Regions from separate parts of the Homo sapiens genome. Here all the other regions are linked to region 3. The links are chromatin loops, found by intact Hi-C in ENCODE. Cell type or tissue: endothelial cell of umbilical vein. All regions are shown on one strand.

What was found. Hi-C counts contacts between places; a loop is a spot of excess contacts. Peaks named below come from ENCODE experiments on the same cell type or tissue, not always from the same donor. Only the 100,000 strongest peaks of a DNase experiment are listed, where the experiment ranks them.
Region 1: it touches region 3 in a loop (15-fold over the local background); 44 of 110 quality-filtered maps call a loop at or near these places.
Region 2: a loop joins it to region 3, with 8 times the contacts of the local background. A loop is called at or near these places in 3 of 110 quality-filtered maps.

The regions. Positions count from the first base shown.
Region 1 is chr9:10,266,501-10,270,500 of GRCh38, reverse strand. The region is part of intron 3 of PTPRD (protein tyrosine phosphatase receptor type D); the gene reads left to right. Among named protein-coding and RNA genes, the nearest start is that of PTPRD, 340 kb to the left of the region's middle. In endothelial cell of umbilical vein, a CTCF peak has its summit at 1,516 (motif pointing right); a DNase peak (open chromatin) is centred at 1,560; H3K27ac peaks cover 596 bases.
Region 2 is chr9:9,996,326-10,000,325 of GRCh38, reverse strand. All of the region lies in intron 4 of PTPRD (protein tyrosine phosphatase receptor type D), which reads left to right. Among named protein-coding and RNA genes, the nearest start is that of PTPRD, 610 kb to the left of the region's middle. RefSeq lists an enhancer at 341-1,540. In endothelial cell of umbilical vein, a CTCF peak has its summit at 1,688; a DNase peak (open chromatin) is centred at 1,425; H3K27ac peaks cover 1,578 bases.
Region 3 is chr9:10,058,323-10,062,322 of GRCh38, reverse strand. All of the region lies in intron 3 of PTPRD (protein tyrosine phosphatase receptor type D), which reads left to right. Among named protein-coding and RNA genes, the nearest start is that of PTPRD, 550 kb to the left of the region's middle. In endothelial cell of umbilical vein, a CTCF peak has its summit at 1,801 (motif pointing left); DNase peaks (open chromatin) are centred at 1,032 and 1,782.

The sequences.
Region 1 (4,000 bases), 210 kb before region 3:
AGCCCTCTCTGACAGATAAAAATTGCTTTGTAAAATTATAGGAAGCAAAAATATATACAACAAGTCTCATTAGTTTGCTTTCAAACTCTTTGAAATTCAACTTGAAATTATATTTTCTTAACTTGAGACTATTGCCCTTAACTAGAGATGCATTGCCTTATAACATCCTATTTTACAAATATGTTGTAATATGAATGCTATATCAGCATAATAAACTTTTATTTTCAAAAAAACTATTGCTACCATTCTTAAAAAACATTTATGATATAATAATCTTTTTTAATAATTTGATTAAGGAAGATGAATTAAAGATTTTAAAAATATATGTATGTAATTATATTTCCATAAGTTTATGTATACTTGTTGACACTTCTTACTGTTTAAAACTTACACATGCACATATATACATGCATACAAACAAAAATACTACTGAACAGGACTCAACTTTTAATCTCATTATCAGCTAATTATGTAGCGCCATTGTAACATGTATTTCCTCCTCTCAAGAAGCTTACATTTAGTATTTTATTCTGTATTTCCCTATTTGAATCTTATAATTTCTGTCATATTATACATACTTGGGTTTAGATGTCAAATTTAACGTTTACTAAGGAAAAAAATTAATAAAAGTATTAAAGCAGTTTTTAATTTTTTTGAAGTTTACTTTTTAGAATTATGTTTTACAGAACATAATTTTTCTTTTTTCAGAAGATTTTTATAGAATTGTAGATATTTTTGTAAAACACAAATTATGAGAACATTTTATTCTCGGTGACTTAAAAAGTTCCAGTAAGTTATGTTGTAATTTTTAAAGTTACAGTTAATAAAGGACTATATCTTGAACTTTCTACAAGACAGCACTCTGGAAGGTACCCACCTTCACCAATGTTAAAAACACATTGCTTGCCTTTAAGCAGCTTACAGTCTTACTAGGCAGAGAAAAAAGTGTAAGCAACAGTAGAGCACCCTCTCTTTTCTTAGAAATCAAAGGGTTTTCTTTCCTCAGGTGGTTGTATAATGATGAAAGCAACCCTCAGAACAGGGCAAATATGTATATTTGTTGACACTTCTTACTGTTTAAAACTTACACATGCACATATATACATGCATACATACAAACAAACAAAAATATTACTCAATAGGAACCACATGTTTATCTCATTATCAGCTAAGTATGTAGCACCATTGTAGCATATACACATACACAAGCCCTTGCTTGTCCTCTTACGTGGATCAAATAGATTAATTCATAGTTAGGGCAATTAGAAATTGCATTAGACTTCTTACAAGAGTTGTTATTTTAAACAATGCATTTTTTTTCCTGGAGTGTTTAATCTGGTATGTTCAAGGTATGGGGCTGGCAGCAGTAAGCTTGTGGAGTGAAAATCTTTTGGATGGAGGAGCAAAAGGTTTGAGCATGTGAACTTTTAGTTTCCTCTTAAAGCAGTGGTTCTCAGCTAGAGATTTTGTCCCAGGGGATATTTGGCAGTGGCTGGAGATATTTTTGATTGTGACACTGGAGGGCGCTACTGACATTCGATGGCTAGAGGCCAGGGATACTGCCAGGCATTCTACAACGCACAGGACAACAAATAATGCCAATGTTGCTGAGACTGAAAATCCCTGCCCTAGATGGGCGAATATATTTAGCCAACCCTCTTCACCCCTTTTGTAAAGGCCAGTTTAAGTTTGTTTCTATCACTTAGCGTTGAAAAGGTAGCATAAAACAGACGGTAGCCGTTGAGAGAGTTGTTCAACATTGTGGTTAAATAGGGATTCTGGGATGAGAGGATATAGTACTAGAAAGGGGATTTAAAAACAGGAAGGAGACAATGTGAGTAACAGATGAGGTGTTTTGTACAAATGGAACTCAGCAAAAGCCCTGAACTGGAGAAATACAAACTTATGATGAAATAGAAAGATCAATCTATCTGTGTTAGGTGGAAAGGAAGAGTGTCAGAAGGATCAAAAGTTACTTGGTAACAGATTGTTAGCCTTGAATGCCAAACTAAGGAGCACTTTAGAGTTTTTGAGGTCAAAGGAATCGTATTCTCTGAAACTATATATTTAAATCCCTAAGAAAACTATTAGTATAATACATAGTTACAAATTTAGAACATTTAAAAATAACAAATAAAAAATGCTGCCCCTCTGTTATAACCACTATTATTATTATTATCGTTATTATTATTATTATTATTATTATTTATAGCAACAGAGTCTTGCTCTGCTGCCCAGGCTGGTGTGCAGTGGCATGATCGTAGCTTACTGCAGCCTGCAACTCCTGGGTTCAAGCGATTCTCCAGCATCAGCCTCCTGAGTAGCTAAGACTAAACAAGCACACTACCACACTCAGCCAATTATTTAAAAAAAAAAAAAAAAAAAGATGGAGATGGGGGTTTGCTATGTTGCTTAGGTTGGTCTTGAACTCCTAGCCTCCAACAATTCTGCCACAGCATCCCAAAGTACTGGGATTATAGGGATGAGCTACCACACCTGGCTGTTAATCACTATTTTTTTAGCATATTTTTTTAGCATAAATTTTGACAAAATTTTCTCTACAAGTAAATCTTTTACATAAACAAGATCATTAGATATGTGTGATTTTTATTTCACTTTTACTGTATTCACCTAATAATAAGTTTCTCAGAGCATAGAAACTATTCCAAAATTTTAATGGCCAGATAGTTTATTAAATGTATACAGCATTTTCTTATTGTTGGTCTTCCTGTTGTTATCAATTAAAAAAATAAGACTTTAATGAACATTTTTGTGCATAACATTTATATTTACTATTATGAAGAGAGTCTGATCAAATGCATAAGCATTTAAGACTCCTGGTAAGACATGCCAAAATGTTTTAAGAAACATTGTACCAATTTATATTCCAGTCCAAAAATAAACTCTAGTTATTCTTAAAATGTAAGGTAATTCTTAACCAAGAAATGCCTTGGGCAAGAATTTTCTTTCTTTCTCATATCTTGCTAGTAGGTGTCAATCATTTGCTATCAGTGACTGAAAAACTTAACCATTAAAAAAATTATGAATTCATCTTTTTATTCATAAACCACGACTCTAATAATACATTAACGTACATTTTTTTCATTGCTTAAACCATAGTTGCTTCCTATATAAATTTGTTCTTAACACTTAGTGTCAAGACGCTAGTGTTCCTGAGATACTAAGTGCCTATAATTTGTATATCTATTTTTTATTTACATCATTCAACCTACTTCCAAAAGTGTTGGTGTAACTCCATCTGCTCCATCCCTGACTACTTTTTTGTTTTTTCCTTTTTTTTTTTTTTTTTGAGACGGAGTCTCACTCTGTCGCCCGGGCTGGAGTGCAGTAGTGTGATGTCGGCTCACTGCAACCTCTGCCCCCCGAGTTCAGGCGACTCTCCTGCCTCAGCCTCCCGAGTAACTGCATTACAGGGGACCGCTACCACTCCCAGTTAATTTTTTTTGTGTTTTTAGTAGAGACGGGGTTTCACCATGTTAGCCAGGCTGGTCTCGAACTCCTGACCTGGTGATTCGCCCGCCTCGGCCTCCCAAAGTGCTGGGATTACAGATGTGAGCCACCATGCCCAACCCCCTGACTACTTTTAAAGGCAGAAATTATTCCCTGGTTTCTTCATGAAGTTTTCTGACAATAGTTTGACAACTTCCAGAATGTTCTTAATGGGCTTTACACGCTAAATTTTTTAACCTAGGTGGGTTGCAACAGTAACTTATCTAGGTTATAGATTTTTTTTTTCTAAAATTAGCCTGCAATGCAGTGCTATTCTCGCTTTTCCTGAAACTATAGTTTCCTCTCAAGCTCAATTCAAATTGTAGTCCTTGCTAAGTATTCTCTTTACATTCTCTCCTATCCACTTTCCATACCCCATGCCGCACAAATACACTTGATGTTATCAGTGCAATTTTACAGTAAAAATAATACCATTAGTTAATAACATTAACCGGATTTCTTTCAAGATATATTCTGCATAAATTATAAG
Region 2 (4,000 bases), 62 kb after region 3:
ATGAGTATTAAAATTATCACTGTTAGTGGGGGTCCTATAGACTATAACTAACAGTGTAATTTGACTCTTGTTAGTTACACCCATGTATTGCAACACCAGTTTGCCTCCACTAGATGTTTATGTACATTACCAGAAACATTAATATAAAAGCAACATTTTCCTTGAGAAGAGCATACATTTCCCCCTTGACTTGCCATTGGAGAATAACTTTAGGCTTAGGCAATTTTTATAACTTGCAGTATGATTGGGAGAGATACATTATTCGGTGGCTAAATAACTTTGGCATTAATCTTGACAATTCCTTTCCTTTAATTATTAAATTTTTTCATGACTTTCACAGACCCTCTTACAACAGACTTAAACTTTCTGACTTGTCCTAAACATTCTTTCTCTAAACAACCGGTCATTTCCTTTTAGGACAAGAATTTACCAAACAAGATCCTTCCTTATATAAAATCTCTTTCTCTATAACCTTTTCATAGCTTAGAGTGCATCACATTAGCAACCTTCGGTAAAAAGTCCCGTCAAACTTAATGATAGTAAAAACTATTACTCCTGCTGTAAGCAAAACAACCTTGACGAAATCTTTCCTGTAACTACTTATCCTGCTCTAAGTATAATGAGGCAAAATATTACAGCAATTAGAATTTTACAACCAGAATTCCACATCGTGGGTGTCATAGTGTATAGTTCTATTGCAAATAGTAGCGTGACTATAACAATTCCCATGAGAGTGACGTAGTAAATAATTTCCATTTAAAACTTTACTTGCCAAGACAACATTTCTCTTTGGGAAGCTACAAAGTTACAAATGCAATCCCATGTATAATTAAATTCTCCCTGCAAATATGTGTTAAAAAGAAGTTCTAATATTTGGTGGCAAATTTTGAGAGGGAAGGGCAGAAATAATAAAAAGTCTGGTGAGGTAGCAGTGGGACTGAGTAAGATGAGCAGCCCTTCCCCAGTTACTTATCTTTCATGATTTTCAGCCTAAGGTCTTCTATTTCTCCACATTGAGATTCAGGACTTTCCTCTGGGCTTTCAGGGGTTGCTCCCTTAGCTTTTTAGGCTTTGACTTGAGTGTGGTGCATCCAGGAGATGATTCCTGTAACTGTCAAAAGAACAGTGTCGGGCCTTTCCCAGCCCGAGCGTAGGGAAGAAAGCAGAAGTGAGAGTTTTCACTAATACCAGATCTCCTGGGTTAAATAAACGTGGTTTCATTTCCTGGGGTTGGCCATTTGCTAGTTGTGCTAATGCCTTGAGGCTTCCTTGCTGCTGACTTAGCTGCCTGATTAGCTAATCTATTTCCTTTGGCTACCTCATCTGTTTCCTTTCGATGTCCCCTGCAATGCATCCCTGCTATTTCTTATAGAAGGAAAAAAAACTGAGGATAATAACCTGTTAATTTCTTGGTGATATTTCCTGGAGATCCATTGATGGTAAGAAAATGTCTTTTCTTCCAAATGGCAGCATGAGCATGGAGAATCAGGAAAGAGTACTTGGAGTCAGTAAAAATGTTAGCTACCTTTCCCTCGCTTATCTCAAGTGGTCTTGTTAGAGCTATTAGCTCAGCTAATTGAGCACTTGTGCCTGGAGAGAGACGTTATTTAGAGCAACTACTGCTTATCTTGCCTTGTGTACTTCTTGCTTTCCTGGCTATTTGTTAGCTTAGAGCTCCCCTAGAGGACAGTGATCCTGCCACATTATGTTGAGTGTAAACAGCTAAATTACGTCCTAGGGTTAATTTGGAGGGATTTTTTTTTTTTGACTAGTAGAGCTATCATGATAATGTCTGGGAAGTATGTGTCAACTAAGGTTGAGAAAAATATTGGATTAGAGTTTTTCTTGAGATGCCCCTTAAGGTCATGCTATGGGAAGGGGAGAGGCCTGGATTAGAGAGGAGAAAAGAGAGACTGGCTGTAGTGCTTAGAAGGAGGTCTACTTTTTTTCCTTCAATTTCCAGAATCACCTGGGGCTCCTGTGCTATAATGGCAGTTTGAGCTGCTGGACCCACGGTTTGAGCCCCGGGACCCATCAATCCTGCTGGACCATCTGTGAGACTCCACCCAGTGACCTCCACCTCCGAGGGCAGTTCTGTCTCCAGTGGTCTTCACCACAGGCTGGACAGGGTCGAGGTGGCTTCATCTTGCTGCCTGGGCATTCCTTCTTCTTCTTCTTTTATATATATATATATATTTTTTTTTTTTTTTATTATACTTTAAGTTCTAGGGTACATGTGCACAGCGTGCAGGTTTGTGTTCCAAGAAAGAAACTCTGTGTGGGGCAGAAAAGTGGTTGGTAATATTGAGAGGCTGGAGGAGAAGGTGTCTGATTTGCATATGGCCCAGGCGATTGGTATCACCAGGTGTGTCATTCATGTAGCCTGTGAAAAACCTGGCCCTCCCATCCTAGCCTTTTAAATATGCAAATTATAGCTGTCATGTAGTCCTGCACATGTGGAGCTATCTGGGGGTGGCCATGATGCCTGGCATATGTGGTGACAAGGAGAAGAGGGTGGGAATTGCCATGTTGGCCATGTTGGGTGCACCTACTTTCTAATCACCCACATTAGCATATCAATACTTGCCAGCCTGGCTTTTCAAGCTGCCTTTCTGCTAGAAAAAAACGTTTCAGGAGCTGTTTCTATTAAAAGAAAAAGCCTTACCAAGAACTCTTTTTACTCTCTCTATCTGCCTAAAATTATTTCTTAATAATTCCTTTATTAAAATTGCATGTTGGCCAGGCACGGTGGCTCACGCCTGTAATCACAGCACTTTGGGAGGCTGAGGTGGGCAGACCACCTGAGGGTGGGAGTTCAAGACCAGCCTGACCAACTTGGAAAAACCCCATCTCTACTAAAAATACAAAATTAGCTGGGCATCATGGCACATGCCTGTCTGTAATCCCAGCTACTCGGGAGGTTGAGGCAGGAGAATCGCTTGAACCCAGGAGGCAGAGGTTGCGGTGAGCTAAGATTGCATCATTGCACTCCAGACTGGGCAACAAGAGTGAAACTCTGTCTCAAAAAAAAAAAAAAAAATTGCTTATCTTCAAGTTTGCTGATTCTTTCTTCTGCCATTTCAAATGTTAAGTCTCCCTAGTGAATATCTTTTTAATTTCAGTTATTTTGCTTTCAATTTTAGAATAGCTACTTGACTCACTTTTATAATTTCTAACTATTTATTGAGATTCTCTATTTGGCAAGATATTATTCTTAGGTTTTCCTTAATTATTTGGACATTGTTTTCTTTAGGTCTTGGATTATGTTTACAATAGCTAATTTGAAGTGTTTGTCTAGTAAATTCAATGCCTGGGCTTCTTCAAAGATAGTTTCTACTGACTGCTCTTTTTCCTGTATACAGGCCATACTTCCTGGTTTGTTAAATGTTTCCAAATGTATGTTTTTGATAACTGGATATTTAATCTAATATAAATATGCCAACTCTGAAAATCAGCTCTTCTTTCTCTCAGGGTTTGTTGTTGAAGGTTGTCTTGTTGTTCTTCTTAATATTATTTTCTTTAGTAACCTTCCTGGATGAATTCTGTAAAGTCTGTATTCCTTGCCGTATGAAGCCACTGAAATCACTTCTGAGGACCTTATAGTGGTCAGCTAATAATTAGACAATAATTACCTTAAATGCTTTGAATTAATAGGTCTCCCAACCTTTGCAGAAGGCCTCTGTGTTTTAATACAGCACAACTTCAATACTTAGCAAGGCAGTTTACATATTTTCCTCAGCTTCACTTTCTGCTTTCACAAAGGCTCAAGGTCAGCTAGAAGTAAGAGATTAGGGACCCTCAGGTCAGTCCTGGGCATTCACACCACCTTGCCCAGGCATAAGTCTTCCTGATTCCAGGCATGTTTACATTCTCTCAGAGCTCTCTATGGACATCTCATTTGCCAGTGTTTTGTTTTCTTTTATTTTATCAGCCTCTCCCATACTGAGAGCTTATCTTATTTATTTAATATCCTAATTCACTATGGTAATATTGTGTAACA
Region 3 (4,000 bases):
GAAAACCAATAATTTTATAAATGCTCCATAGAAAGGCTAATGGATTGTGCTTGGTGGAATACAATTACTTATCACGCTGTGGATAGAAAAGTCTTACATCTTATGTAAATTTATTTCAGCATCTTTTAATGCCTAGATATATGTAGTTATTTGAGTTCTCCTTTGAGCTGGTTGTAACATCCTACCACCCTCCTCATTAGTGAGTTGAGTAAATTGAAATACGATTGTTGAAAATTGTATGAGAGTCACGATTTTAGTTTTTTATTCAATCTTTTAACAGTATCAATCAATCAATGGTTCTCGAATTCTAGTGTGCGTTATAATCCCCTGGAGGGCTTGTTAAGGCTTAGATCACCAGACTCCATTTCCAGAGTTTCCGATTCAGTATTTGTGGGTGGGGCCTAATAATTTGCTGCATTTCTAGCGAGTTCCGGGTGATAATAAAGCTGCAGGTCCAGAGACTATACTGTTAGAACCACTGGTATAAATTGTAGTCACTTAGGCTGATCATTACAATCCCCAAAAACCTTCATTTTACATAAGTGAAAAGATGTTCATTCTAACATCTATTCCGCAGCCCTAAACTATTTTCAGATTCCTCTGTGAAAAAGAATGTTTCTTGTCCTTTCATTTTTCCCTTTCTGGCTGGATAAATCAGCCTCTTAAATTTCCTAATTTGGGCATTAGAAATAGTGGCAGCTTTTATTAAATGACATGGTGGGGAATAGGAAGGTATCATAGAAGACAATATAAGATTCACTCTAGACTAATTATGTAGTTAATTACTCTAGTGTGTGAACTTAGTCTTCAAAGCAATCTCATTTGAGCTGAGAAAAAAGCTACCACAGACAATTATGAGATGTGTGTGATGTGAGAAGGCGAAAGAGAGAGCTGTTGTTGGAAGAACAGTATAAATGCTAAGCAATGTAATCTGAAATAAACATAAGTGGAACTGTGTTTTCCCTAAGTTATAGTCTTCAATGCATAATAGGTCCTTTCCATTCTATTTCTGTGATTCATTTGCTCATTGGAACAAGTTATATATTTTTCTTCTTTCTCCTTTCCTGTTGCAGGATATGCATTGTCTTTCCCTATTATGGCTGTTGAACTTGTTATGCATTTTCATTGTTACATAGGAGGGTAGCAGTGGAGAGTAACTTAAATGAGCAAGTATTTCTTTTCTATTTAAATCAAAAGGAATATATCATACCCTTGGCTGAACACCATATACCTGACCCCAAAATGTGACCATTGTTTTTCTTTTGTATTCTCATGTTCTGAGAGATAGTCAGAGAGAAAAGAAAGAGAGAGAGACAGAAAGAGAGGAAAGAAAGAAAGCAAGAAGACAGAAAGGAAGAAAGGAAGAGAGAGAAAGAAAGAAAGAAAGAAAGAAAGAAAGAAAGAAAGAAAGAAAGAAAGAAAGAAGGAAGGAAGGAAGGAAGGAAGGAAGGAAAGAAGGAAGGAAGAAAGAAAGGAAAGGAAGGAAGGAAGGAAGAAAGAAAGAAAGAAAGAAAGAAAGGAAGAAAGAAAGAAAGAAAGAAAGAAAAGCAAGACCTGTGATTGGTATGCTGATGGTGGGAAAATAGAAACTGAACTTTCAAATATAATACTTTTTAAAAAGCCTTTTGTGAACCTATAAAACATAAGATAAATTAAATCTAATTTGCATGCAATTTGTCATGTATTTAGAGGTTGGTGGCAATTAAAAATGCAATTTGCTTTTAACACTGTATTTCCCTTTTATGTACATTAAAAAAATACTTTGACACATTTCTGTCATGTTCATGAGATTACAATAGTGCCCTCTAGTGGACAAATGAAATTATACCTCATATATTTGTAGGGTTTTCGTAATTTTACACACATGAGCTGACCTATATTTAATTCAAATAAGAAGGCAGTAATGACACTTTGAGTAGGTAGAAAGCGTTGTGTTATTTTAACGGGAAAGAGTTTGTGGATGGGACAATGTATCTGAGTGAATTTGCATTTAGAAAGTAGTTTTCTTTCTCCCCATTCTTTTCTTTCCCTCTCTTTCCTTCTATTTTTTAAAAATATTCTTTTAACCAATAAACCTTCAATTTAACGTTATAACGCATATATGAAATTGGGACTTGAAAGCTGAGGACAGAAATGAAATGTGTTATTATCATCAAGTTTAAGGCCACTTTAGGAGGTTTTGCTTTGGTAGACAAAGCTATTTTAGCAAACACATTATGCAGTCGTACCTCCTTATATTCTTTGAATATTGGTTGTCAGGGAAATAGAATATCGGAAGCATCTAACCTAGAAATTCATAAAGATTTTTTCATTGGTTGATAGTCAACACTAATATTAGAAGGAGTAAAAATATCTGTGCAATATAATAATCTTACTTACATTTTTATCTCTGAATGCAGCAATATTTTGAGAATAACATTTTTGCCATTGTCATTCCAATTATGTGCTAATGAAGCATATTTATTTTGAATTTTCCAAAGTAACCTTATTTTCCATACTCTTAAAATATCCACAGGTAAAGCTTAGTGTTTTTTTTTTAATTTCTTAAATATTTTATTATTGTTCTCAACCAATAAGATATTTTTATGTTTATGACGCTTACAAATTAAAAACGATTTGAGATGTAGTAATTTGTTAATCCTCATATCTAATTTTGTATCTATAGCTAAAATATGAGAAAAAGAAATAGAGAAAATAATAAAAGACAAGAGTTTTACAATCTGTTCAAATGCTAAGCACCTAAATTCTCTAATTCAAAGTAAGGTCATAGTCCATAAATAAAACCTCTTTCTCTTGAGCCTTTAATATATACCAAAGTATGCTGGCAAGAAGTAAACTACACCCTAAGTGATTTACCCCTTTGCATATTACTGTAAGAAATGGTTAGTACCAGCAACTGCCTTGTAAAATAGAATGGTCCAATGGATGCTGCAATTGTGACTGTGGCCTCCCAGGAATACAGGTTGCCATATGTTTCTCTTAAATTTACCCGAGGTTGCTATGCAAATCCTTGAGGAGAAGCCCATGAGTATTGCGCAACATGGAAGTTGTAAATATTGGCTGAACTGCTGAGCAGGAGTATGTGAAGAACATGTCTAAACTAATCCCCTTTTCCAGTTCAGGCTCACTCTTGAGACTCAGCTGGCACTAAAATAATCTTAAATTTGAACTTACTGCTTCAGGCCAACACATAATGCTGTTAGCAAGGGAGACGAGACTGAAGTAGTTGCCTCTACACATTCTCACTGATCCACTTTCATGGAATTTTGTCAAATTCAACTTAGCATGTACATACATGTTCAAAGTAAATGAATTTATTTATATATTTTATTTTGTTGGTTTTAAAAAAGCTCCAATACTGAGACAAAAAAAGAAATTCTACCTATTTCAGAGAACCAGATATTATCCTATGTGCTGTCTCAGTTAAGGTTATTTTATTTCAAACGATAGAAACAAAGCAACAGGCATGTTAAATATTTACAACTAAAATGTGGTGCATAACTCCAAAATTGGAAAAAAACAATGGTGCCTATCCAGCGCCTGGGAAATATAGGTGCTGTGACTGAGCAGGGGATGTCAGTATTGCAAACTTATGGACCTTCTTTTGAATGTTCCATTAAATAACTCAATATGAGAAGCTATTGTCTCTGGAAATGTTTTAAATTCCCATAAGAGAGAATCTAATTGGCCCATATTGCATCAAACACTACCACCTTAGTCTAATCCTCATGACTCAGTTGATAGCAGGATCCATGATATTCAGGTTCATGGTATCAATCTTAAAGAAAGAAATTGAGGCAAAATTAACATAAGTAGAGAGTTTATTTGGGATAACTTGAAGATTGTAACCTGGGAGCATAGATTTAAATTGTCTGGAGTATACATTTTGATAAGTAGCAATTGCAAGTGGTTTTTTTAAAGGGAAGTGAGGGCCAATTCTTGAGTTGTTTACCAAGAATTTACATTAAAATAACATAGCTATCGATTGGCTATACATTGT